Regions from separate parts of the Homo sapiens genome. Here region 1 is linked to region 2. Evidence: read pairs that join two places in POLR2A ChIA-PET (ENCODE). Cell type or tissue: GM12878. All regions are shown on one strand. Links, peaks and the distances in the headings refer to the core of each region. The heading gives the core; the rest is flanking DNA. Region 1 overlaps CHD9 (chromodomain helicase DNA binding protein 9). Region 2 overlaps CHD9 (chromodomain helicase DNA binding protein 9).

Region 1 (5,382 bases), core at 297-5,296, 51 kb after region 2:
GCTTTGCTGGATACAGCCTCCCTCCCCACTGCTTTTACAGGCTGGTGTTGTCTGTGGCTTTTCCAGGCACACGATGCAAGTTGGATCTGCCATTCTGGGGTGTGGAGGATGGTGGCCCTCTTCTCACAGCTCCACTAGGCAGTGTCCCAGTAGGGACTCTGTGTGGGGGCTCCAACCTCACATTTCCCTTCTGCACTGCCCTAGCAGAGGTTCCCATGAGAGCCCCACCCTGCAGCAAACTTCTGCCTGGGCATCCAGGCGTCTCCATACATCTTCTAAAATCTAGGCGGAGGTTCCCAAACCCCAGTTCTTGACTTCTGTGCAGCCACAGGCTCAACACCACATGGAAGCTGCCAAGGCTTGGTGCTTGCACCCTCCGAAGCCATGGCCCAAGCTCTACATTGACCCCTTTCACCCACGGCTGGAGTGGCTGGGATGCAGGGCACCAAGTCCCTAGACTGCACACAGCATGGGGACCCTGGGGCCTATCCACAAAACCATTTTTTCCTCCTCAACCTCTGGGCCTGTGATGGGAGAGGCTGCCGCAAAGGTCTCTGCCATTTCCTGGAGACATTTTCTCCATTGTCCTGGGGATTAACATTCAGCTCCTCATTACTTATGCAAATTTTTGCAGCCTGCTTGAATGTCTCCTCAGAAAATGGGATTTGCTTTTCTATTGCATTGTCAGGCTGCAAATTTTCTGAACTTTTATGCTCTGCTTCCCTTTTAAAACTGAATGCCTTTAACAGCACCCAAGTCAACTCTTGAATGCTTTGCTGCTTAGAAATATCTTCCACCAGATACCCTAAATCATCTCTCTCAATTTCAAAGTTCCACAAATCTCTAGGGCAAGGGCAAAATGCCACCAGTCTCTTTGCTAAAACATAAAGAAGAGTCACCTTTGCTCCAGTTCCCAACAAGTTCCTTAACTCTATCTGAGACCACCTCAGCCTCGATTTCATTGTCCATATCATTATCAGTATTTTGTCAAAGCCATTCAACAAGTCTCTAGGAAGTTCCAAACTTTCCCACATTTTCGTGTCTTCTTCTGAGCCCTCCAAACTGTTCCAATCTCTGCCTATTACCCAGTTCCAAAGTCGCTTCCACATTTTTGGGTATCTTTTCAGCAGCGCCCCACTCTACTGGTACCAATTTACTGTATTAGTCTGTTTTTACACTGCTGATAAAGACATACATGAGACTAGGAAGAAAAGGAGGTTTAATTGTTCCACATGGCTGAGGAGGCCTCAGAATTATGGTGGGAGGCAAAAGGCACTTCTTACATGGCAGCAGTTAGAGAAAATGAGAAAGATGCAAAAGCAAAAACCCCTGATAAACCCATCAGATCTCATGAGACTTATTCACTACCACGAGAACAGTACTGAGGAAACCATCCCATGATTCAAATTATCTCCAACTGGGCCGCTCCCACCACAGGTGGGAATTATGGGAATACAGTTCAAGATGAGATTTGGGTGGGGACACAGAGCCAAACCATATTACCATATGATCTAGCAGTTCCACTTCTGGATATATATTCAAAAATATTGAAAACAGAGTCTCAAAGAGATATTTGTACATTCACATTCATAGCAGCATCATTCACAACAGTCAAGAGGTAGAAGCAATCCAAGTGAACATCAACAGACAAATGGATAAGACTGTGGTACATAAACATATACAGTGGAATAGTATTCAGCCTTAAAAGGAAGGAAATGCTGACATAGGCTACGACACGGATGAACCTTGAGGTCATCACGCTAAGTAAAATTAGCCAGTCACCAAAAACAAATACTATCTGATTCCACTGGTATGAGGCACTCAGAGTAGTCAAATTCATAGAGACACACAGCAGATTGGCTGTTGCCAGGGCTACGGGGAGGCGAAAATAGAAAGTTAGTGTTTAACGGGTACAGAGTTTTAGTTTTACAAGATGAAAGGAATTCTAGAGATGGATAGTGGTGATGGTTACACATCACTATGAATATATTTAATATCACAGAACCATAGATATGAAAATGGTTATAGGGATGGCCGGGCGTGGTGGCTGAAGCCTATAATCTCAGCACTTTGGGAGACCGAGGCGGGTGGATCACCTGAGGTAAGGAGTTCAATACCAGCCTGGCTAACATGGTGAAACCACGTCTCTACTAAAAATACAAAAATTAGCTGGGCGTGGTGGCAGGCGCCTGTAGTCCCAGCTACTCAGGAGGCTGAGGCAGGAGAATTGCTTGAACCCGGGAGGTGGAGTTTGCAGTGAGCCAAGATTGTGCCACTGCACTGTAGCCTGGGCAAAGAGCTAGACTCTGTCTCAAAAAAAAATAAAAAAAATAAAAAAATAAAAAGTTATAGGCTGGGCATAGTGGCTCATACCTATAATCCCAGCATTTTGGGAAGCTGAGGCAAGAGGATTGCTTGAACCCAGGAGTTCGAGACCAGGCAACATATTGAGACCCTGTCTCTACAAAAAATTAAAAAGTTAGCCAGGCATGGTGGGGTGGGGTGAGGTGGGGTTGGGGGTCGCTTGAGCCCAGGAGTTAGAGGCTACAGTGAGCTATATGATTACACCACTGTACTCTAGCCTGAGCAACAGAGCAAGACCCTGCCTCAAAAAAAAAAAAAAAAAAGTTATGGTGATAAATTTTACATGTATTTTTTAAATTGGAAAAAAATATTGCAGGGATCCCAATTATAAAAAAAAAAAAAGACTTATGGCTTTCCTTCCAAAGTAGAAAGGCAGAAATGGAAAAATGAGTTTTGGTTGCTATGGAAATAGGAGTTGGCTGGGCCTGCAGGAGCAGCAGCTGGAGGGGAACAAGTGGCCGGGAAGTTGGCCCTGTGACAGAGGGGGGCTTCCGGCTGGGGATAAGACAACAACAGACTTCAGCAGGGAGAGTAGGAGGTAGAAAGAAGAAAGAAAAGGAGACAGAGTCTGTCTCTAGACACTGGCGCCTATGAATTCTGCAGACATTTGGATACAGAGGTGGGTGTGCATGCATGTGTGTCTGTGTTGCACATGTATCCCCAGAGGCCAGAAAAACAAGATGCACAATAAACTCAATGCCTGAAAAAGAACACAGTTTCACCAGCTGTCCTGAGGGTAAGAAAGCCCCCAAACCGTTGAGTGACAGAAGAGGAAAGGCCTGCCGTTGAAATGCTTTCTGGGGTATGGGGAAATGCCTGAGTAGGGCTGGCCATCACACTGTGTTCCCTCACCTTTGTCCTCAGCACAGTTCTTCAAACTGAAACCGAGGTGGGCCAGAAAGACAGACAACAAAATCCCCGCAGGGTGAGCAGGACCGAGGGGTGGGCGAGCTGATGGCTCTCTTTCTTCTGCAGCTCTGAGTGACTGTTTCTGCTTCAGTCTCCATGATGCTGGGGCTCTGGGGTCTTCTAGCCTGAGGCTTTAAAGGCACCTGAATGTTCTCAGAATCACTTTCTGGGAAGATGTATTGATTATGCCTATAGTGATGACAAGTCTTTGCTGGCCCCCAGGAGGGCTCACCTGAGGGAATATTTTACTATTCCCATTCCTACCCCAGGAAGAGGAACTCGCAAACCCTTTCTTACAATCACAGTGGGGTGAATGGGTAGGGGCTCACATTTTTGAAATGACTTAAACCTAGGCTTTTGACTCTATATAACACTGTCATTGTCTATATAACACCATCTCTGAGACACACTGAAGGGACCAAACAGTTCAAAATGACTACCATATTAGTATCCTGTTTTGCATTTCTTCATTTTTAAATATATCAAGAGCCTCAAAAATGAATGTGAGTATTGAAAAGAACATAATACTTAGGAATAAATTTAATCAAGGAGGTGAACGTCTTCTACACCAAAAACTACAAAACACTGGTGAAAGAAGTTAAAGAAGATATAAGTAAATGGAAAGACATCCCATGATGACTTGGAAGACATAATATTGAGATGTCAGTGCTACCCAAAGTGATCTACAGAGTCAATGTAATTGCTATCAAAATCTCAATGACTTTTTGCAGAAATAGAAAAATCCACCCTAAAATTCATAAGCAATCCCAAGGGACCCCAAATAGCCAAAATAATCATGAAAAAGAACAAATCTGGAGGACTCACACATCCTGATTTCAAAACTTACTACAAAGCTACAGTAATCAAAGCAATGTAGTATTTGCATAAAGAAAGACATATGGCCAGGTGCGGTGGCTCATGCCTGTTATCCCAGCACTTTGGGAGGCCAAGACAGGCGGATCACTTGAGGTCAGGAGTTTGAGACCAGCCTGGCCAACATGGTGAAATCTTGTTTCTACTAAAACTACAAAAATTAGCTGGGCATGGTGGTGCATGTCTGTAGTCCAGCTATTCAGGAAGCTGAGGCAAGAGAATCACATGAACCCGGGAGGCAGAGGTTGCAGTGAGCCAAGATCACGCCATTACACTCCAGCCTGGGTGACAGAGCAAGACTCCAAAAAAAAGAAAGACAGAAAGAAAGAGAGAGAGAGAGAGAGAGAGGAAGGAAGGAAGGAAGGAAGGAAGGAAGGAAGGAAGGAAGGAAAGAAAGAAAGAAAGAAAGACATGCTACTCGTGCAAAAAAATGAAGTTGTATCCTTAACCTTACATGACATACAAAAAGTAACTCAAAATGGATCAAAAACTTAAAATATAAGAGCTAAAACCATAACACTCTTAGAAGAAAATATAGAGGGAAAACTTTATGACATTGATTTGGCAATGATTTCTTGAATACAACACCAAAAGCACAAAAGAAAAAAATACATAAATTAAACATTAAAATTAAAAACTTCTGTGCATTCAAAGGACATAATTAACAGACTAAAAAGGCAATCCACAGAGAAAATACTTGGAATTGTTATCTGGTAAGGGACTGATACCCAAAATAGATAAAGAACCCCACAACTCAACAACAAAGAAACAAACAACCCAGCCTGATTTTAAAAATCAGCAAATACCTTGAATAGATATTTTTCCAAGGAAGATATACAAATGGCCAGTAAGCGCATGAAAAGATGCTCAACATCACTAATCATTAGAAAACTGAAAATCAAAACCACAATGAGATACCACTTCACACCAGGATAGGACACCTATGATCAAAAAAAACCACACACAAACAAACAGAAAATAACAAACGTTGACAAGGATGTGGAGAAATGGAAACCTTGGTGCATTGTTGGTGGGATGTAAAATGGTACAGCAGCTGTTGAAAATGATATGATGATTCCTTGAAAAATGGCACACAGAATTACCATAAGATCCAGCAATTCCATTATAGGTATATATTCAACAGAATTGCAAGTAGGAACATAAACAGATATCTATACACCCATGTTCATAGCAGTGTTATTCACAATAGCCAAAAAGTGGAAGTAACCCAAGTGT
Region 2 (5,382 bases), core at 93-5,092:
CTTTCATACAAGAAACCACAAAAAGTAGATTAAACTTCATCAAAATAGAAAACCTTTTCAGTGTCAAAAGACACTGTTAAGAAAGTGCAAAGAAAGACAAAACAGAATGAGAGAAAATATTTGCAAATAAATTACAGATGCTCCTCAACTTACAATGAAGTTTTGTCCTGATAAACCCATTTTAAGTTGAAAATACTGTTAAGTTGAATATGCAGCTAATACACTTAACCTACTGAACATCATAGCTTAGTCTAGCCTACCTTAAATGTGCTCAGAACATTGACTGTAGCCTACAGTTGGGCAAAATCATCTGGCAACGCAGTCCATCATACAGTATGGGTTGTTTGTCTTTGTGATCATGTGGCTGACTGAAAGCTAAGCCATCATGAGAGATTATCTACTATATATCTCTAGCCTGGGAAAAGATAAAAATTCAAAATTCAAAGTACAATTTCTACTGAATGGGTATCACCTTAGCACCACTGCAACGTCAAAAAATCTTAAGTCAGCTGGGCGCAGTGGCTCATGCCTGTAATCCTGGCACTTTGGAAGGCCGAGGCAGGTGGATCACCTGAGATCAGGAGTTCGAGACCAGCCTGGCCAACATGGTTAACCAGCTTGGCCAACCCCATTGCTACTAAAAATACAAAAAATAGCCAGGCATGTTGGCACGTGCCTATAATCCCAGCTACTCGGGAGGCTGAGGCAGGGGAATTGCTTGAACCCAGGAGGTGGAGGTTGCAGTGAGCTGAGATTGCGCCACTGCACTCCAGCCTAAGTGACAGAGTGAGACTCCATCTCAAAAAAAAAAAAAAAAAAAAAAATCCTAACTTGAACCATGATAAGGTAAGGACAGTCTGTATCTGATAAGGGTTTAGTGTACAGAATATATAAAGAGCACTTACAACTAAACAACAAAGACATAAATAATCCAATTAAAAAGTGGTCACAGTATCTGAGTAGACATTTCTTCAAAGAAGATCTACAAATAGCCAATATGCACATGAAAAGATGCTCAACACATTAGTTGTTAGAGAAATGCAAATCAAAACCACAATGAGATACCACTTCACTCTCATCAGGATGGCTACAATAAAAAAGACAAACAATAGTAAGTGTGATATGGTTTGACTGTGTCCCCACCCAAAACTCGAATTGTAGCTCCCATAATTCCCACGTGTAGTGGGAGGGCCCCAGTGGGAGGTAATTAAATCATGAGGGTGGGTCTTTCCCATGTTGTTCTCGTGATAGTAAGTCTCACGAGGCTGGGTGTGGTGGCTCACACCTGTAATCCCAGCACTTTGGGAGGCCGAAGAGGGCAGATCACCAGAGATCAGGAATTCAAGACCAACCTAGCCAACATGGTGAAACCCCCATCTCTACTAAAAATACAAAAAATTATCAGGGCATGGTGGTGGCACCTGTAATCTCAGCTACTTGGGAGGCTGAGGCAGGAGAATTGCTTGAAACCAGGAGGCAGAGGTTGCAATGAGCCAAGATCATTGCCACTGCACTTCAGCCTGGATGACAGAGCGAGACACCTTCTCCAAAAAAAAAAAAAAAAAAAAAAAAAAATTAAGTCTCACCAGATCTGATGGTTTTATAAAGGGGAGTTTCCCCAACACATGCTCTCTCTCTCGCCTGCCACCATGTAAGATGTGACTTTGCTACTCCTTTGCCTTCTGCCATGATTGTGAGGCCTCCCCAACCCTGTGGAACTGTGAGTCTATTAGACTTCTTTTTCTTTATAAATTACCCTACTCAGGTATGCCCTTATTAGCAGCATGAGAACAGAGTAATACAAAGTGTAATTGAAGATGCAGAGAAAGTAGAACCCTCGAACCCTGGTACACTGCTGGTGGGAATGTAAAATGATGGTTGTTTTGGAAAACAGTTCTTCAAAAAGTTAAACATAGTTACCATATAACCCAGCAACCCAAGAGAAATTAAAACATATGTCCATACAAAAACTTACATACAAATGTTCACAGCAGTATGATTCACAATAGCCCAAAAGTGGAAACAACCCAAATGTCTATCAGCTGATGACTGGATAAACAAAAATGGCATATACACAAACTGGAATGTTATTCAGCCATAAAAAAAGATTAAGTACTGATAGTACAACACAGATGAACTTTGAAAACATAATGCTAAGTGATAAAAGCCAGATACATCCCCTAGTAAGCCAACTCAGAAGACAGAATTATTACACAAAGATGTTTAATTTTAAAAAAATTAGGCCGGGCGTGGTGGCTCATGCCTGTAATTCCAGCATTTTGGGAGGCCGAGGTGGGCAGATCACTTGAGGTCAGGAGTTCGAGACCAGCATGGACAACATAGTGAAACCCTGTCTCTACTAAAAATACAAAAATTTGCCAGGCGTTGTGGTGTGCATCTATAATCTCAGCTACTCAGGAGGCTGAGGCAGGAGGATCGCTTGAACCCAGGAGGCAGAGGTTGCAGTGAGCTGAGATACAGCCACTGCATTCTAGCCTGGGTGACAAGAGCAAAACGCTTGTCTCAAAATAATAATAATAATAATGAAAATTAAAAAATAAAAAGTATGAAAGCCAGATACAAAAGGCTTGACTGTTTGATTATATTTATATGAAATGTCCAGAATAAAGTAAGAAAGTAGACAGAAAGTAGATTAGTGGTTGCCTAGGACTGACATGGGAGAAGGGGGATGAAGAATGGAGAGTGACTGCTAATAGCTATGTACAGGGTTTCTTCTGGGGGGCAATAAAATAGTTTTAAAATTAGATTGTGGAGATACTTGCACAACTCTGAATACACTAGAAACCACTGAAGTATAAATTTTATCAAGTATAAAACTATCTCAATAAAGCTGGTTAAAAAAAAAAAAAAGTGATTCCAGGCCGGGCGTGGTGGCTCACACCTGTAATCCCAGCACTTTGGGAGGCCAGGGCAGATGGATCACCTGAGGGTGTGAGTTCGAGACCAGCTTGGCCAACATGGTGAATCCCCATCTGTACTAAAAATATAAAAATTAGCTGGGTGTGGGCCGGGCGCGGTGGCTCACTCCTGTAATCCCAGCACTTTGGGAGGCCGAGGTGGGTGGATCACGAGGTCAGGAGATCAAGACCATCCTGGCTAACACAGTGAAACCCTGTTATCTACTAAAAATACAAAAAAAAAAAAAAAATTAGCCGGGCGTGGTAGCGGGCGCCTATAGTCCCAGCTACTCGGGAGGCTGAGGCAGGAGAATGGCATGAACCCAGGAGGCAGAGCTTGCAGTGAGAGGAGATCGCTCCACTGCACTCCAGCCTGGGCGACAGAGCGAGACTCCGTCTCAAAAAAATAAAAATTAGCTGGGTGTGGTGGTGCACACCTGTAATCCAAGCTACTCAGGAGGCTAAGGCAAGAGAACTTCTTGAACCTGGGAGGTGGAGTTTGCAGTGAGACAAGATTGTGCCACTGTACTCCAGCCTGGGCCACAGAGTGAGACTCTGTCTCAAAAAAAAAAAAAAAAAAGGGATTCCCAGCCAGCAATTTCCAACTTTGTTACAGTATTGTACGCATTAAATCCACATATATGAATCTAACATATGAACACGTTGAGACAAAAAGATAATATTTTAATTATATTCATAAAATTAGTTCCGCAGTAAATAATTTTTAAAGTTTGAAGATTGTTGTAGTGGCACTGTCATTTCTTATATTGGGCTCACCAGTTTTGTGACTTTGTTATAATTTACTTAATTTACACATATTTAAATACTTACACCATGTATGTATACTAGGGTAGGTGCTGTGTTGGCTACAGAAGAGATTATTATTCCCGTATAAATAATAATACATTATGAATAATAAACATATAATAAATATTGAACAAGTGTGTGTATATGAAATACCTTCTCACTCATCTTTATTGACATCCATTCACAGGCTGAGGCATTAATGAAAATGTTCTTTCACTGATCAATAAGTACTGACAAACATTAAAGTATGTTTTTTCATCTTTTACACATTTTATGCAGATTCATAACTTAAATGTTTTATGCTCCATTACATTATAGACTCTAACATGATTTTTGTCTCTCAGCACTAATGAATAGTAGGTTGAAGAGCTCAGATACTTTTCCACTCTAGGAAAAGACTCTGAAAGGAACTTCAGTTGATTCAGCAGTAAGTGAAAATGAACTCCACATTAGCCCCTGGGAGTTGTGAAATTTCCTTAACTCGGTGAAGAACACAGGTTCTTTTTAGAACAGGACTGAAGGATATCACTAGAAAGTTCTTTAGACTTCTTTTTCAGGCTCTTGTTCAAGCAAACAGAAATGAGGGCTAGGTATGCTTTCAGGTGTAGCTAGCTTAAAGTACCTCAAAGATCATTTAAAAGCATGCTCAGCACTGTTCTCAAATCTAGAGGCAGCTGGTAATAACAACATCCAAGGGATATGTTCAGCCAGAGAGCTGTTCTTCAGATTCTCACTTGTAGGCCCACTTAATCAGGGTCAGGTCTTAGAGTCTCCAAGTTTTATCTAGTTTATCCCCTGCTTTTAGCTAGAATATACTTCAAAGCATGATCCTACTTTACAGTTCAAATCTTAACACTGTTCTGCTTTTATAAACAGCTGCTTGTCCTAATCTTAAAAGGTCTTCAGGAAAAAGACGGTTTGCTGGTTTCCTTGATAAAATATCCCCGAGCATCTCATTCCTTCTCTTTGTGCATCTGTTTCTCTTTGGGTAACATAAGCACTCCTGGAGAAGTTGCATCTAAATCAAGTTTGGAGAGATCAAAAGGATGAAATGTGGCTGTTATTTAAAAAGTGAATTCACTCAGCAAGTATTTAAAGGGGATCTGTGATGTCTCAGGCACAATGCTAGGGGCTGGGAATACAACAATGAACAAGATAGATATGGTCCTCTGGCTTCATGGCCAATTATTTTCTAAAGCAAATAAACAGTAATTAATTATATTTATTAATTTGGTAACACTTAACCTTCATTTGCAGGTACTGTAATTGGTATGTTTATAGGGTTTTTGTTTGTTTGTTTTTGTTTGTTTTGAGACAAGAGTCTGGCTCTGTCACCCAGGCTGGAGTGCAGTGGCACGATCTTGGCTCACTGCAGCCTCCAACTTCCATGTTCAAGTGATTCTCCTGCCTCAGCCTCCCAAGTAGCTGGGATTACAGGCGTGCACCACCACACCCAGCTAATTTTTTGTATTTTTAGTAGAGACAGAATTTTACCATGTTGGCCAGGCTGCTCTCAAACTCCTGGCCTCAAGTGATCCACCCGCCTCAGACTCCCAACATGCTGAGATTACAGGCGTGAGCCACTGCACCTGGCCTGGTGTGCTTTAGAAAGCATGTATGACTTATACCACTTAGCCTAAGGAGTGATGGAAACTGT

The links. ChIA-PET counts read pairs that join two places held together with the same protein. Peaks named below come from ENCODE experiments on the same cell type or tissue, not always from the same donor. Only the 100,000 strongest peaks of a DNase experiment are listed, where the experiment ranks them.
Region 1: POLR2A ChIA-PET joins it to region 2 with 5 read pairs; 11 of 35 experiments call an interaction of 5 or more read pairs at or near these places.

The regions. Positions count from the first base shown.
Region 1 is chr16:53,069,645-53,075,026 of GRCh38, reverse strand. All of the region lies in intron 1 of CHD9 (chromodomain helicase DNA binding protein 9), which reads right to left. Among named protein-coding and RNA genes, the nearest start is that of CHD9, 17 kb to the right of the region's middle. RefSeq lists an enhancer at 2,766-2,925. In GM12878, for the core only: no CTCF peak of the experiment used is centred there; a DNase peak (open chromatin) is centred at 3,132; H3K4me3 peaks cover 842 bases; H3K27ac peaks cover 1,980 bases.
Region 2 is chr16:53,120,661-53,126,042 of GRCh38, reverse strand. All of the region lies in intron 1 of CHD9 (chromodomain helicase DNA binding protein 9), which reads right to left. Among named protein-coding and RNA genes, the nearest start is that of CHD9, 68 kb to the right of the region's middle. RefSeq lists a silencer at 4,319-4,519. In GM12878, for the core only: no CTCF peak of the experiment used is centred there; no DNase peak of the experiment used is centred there.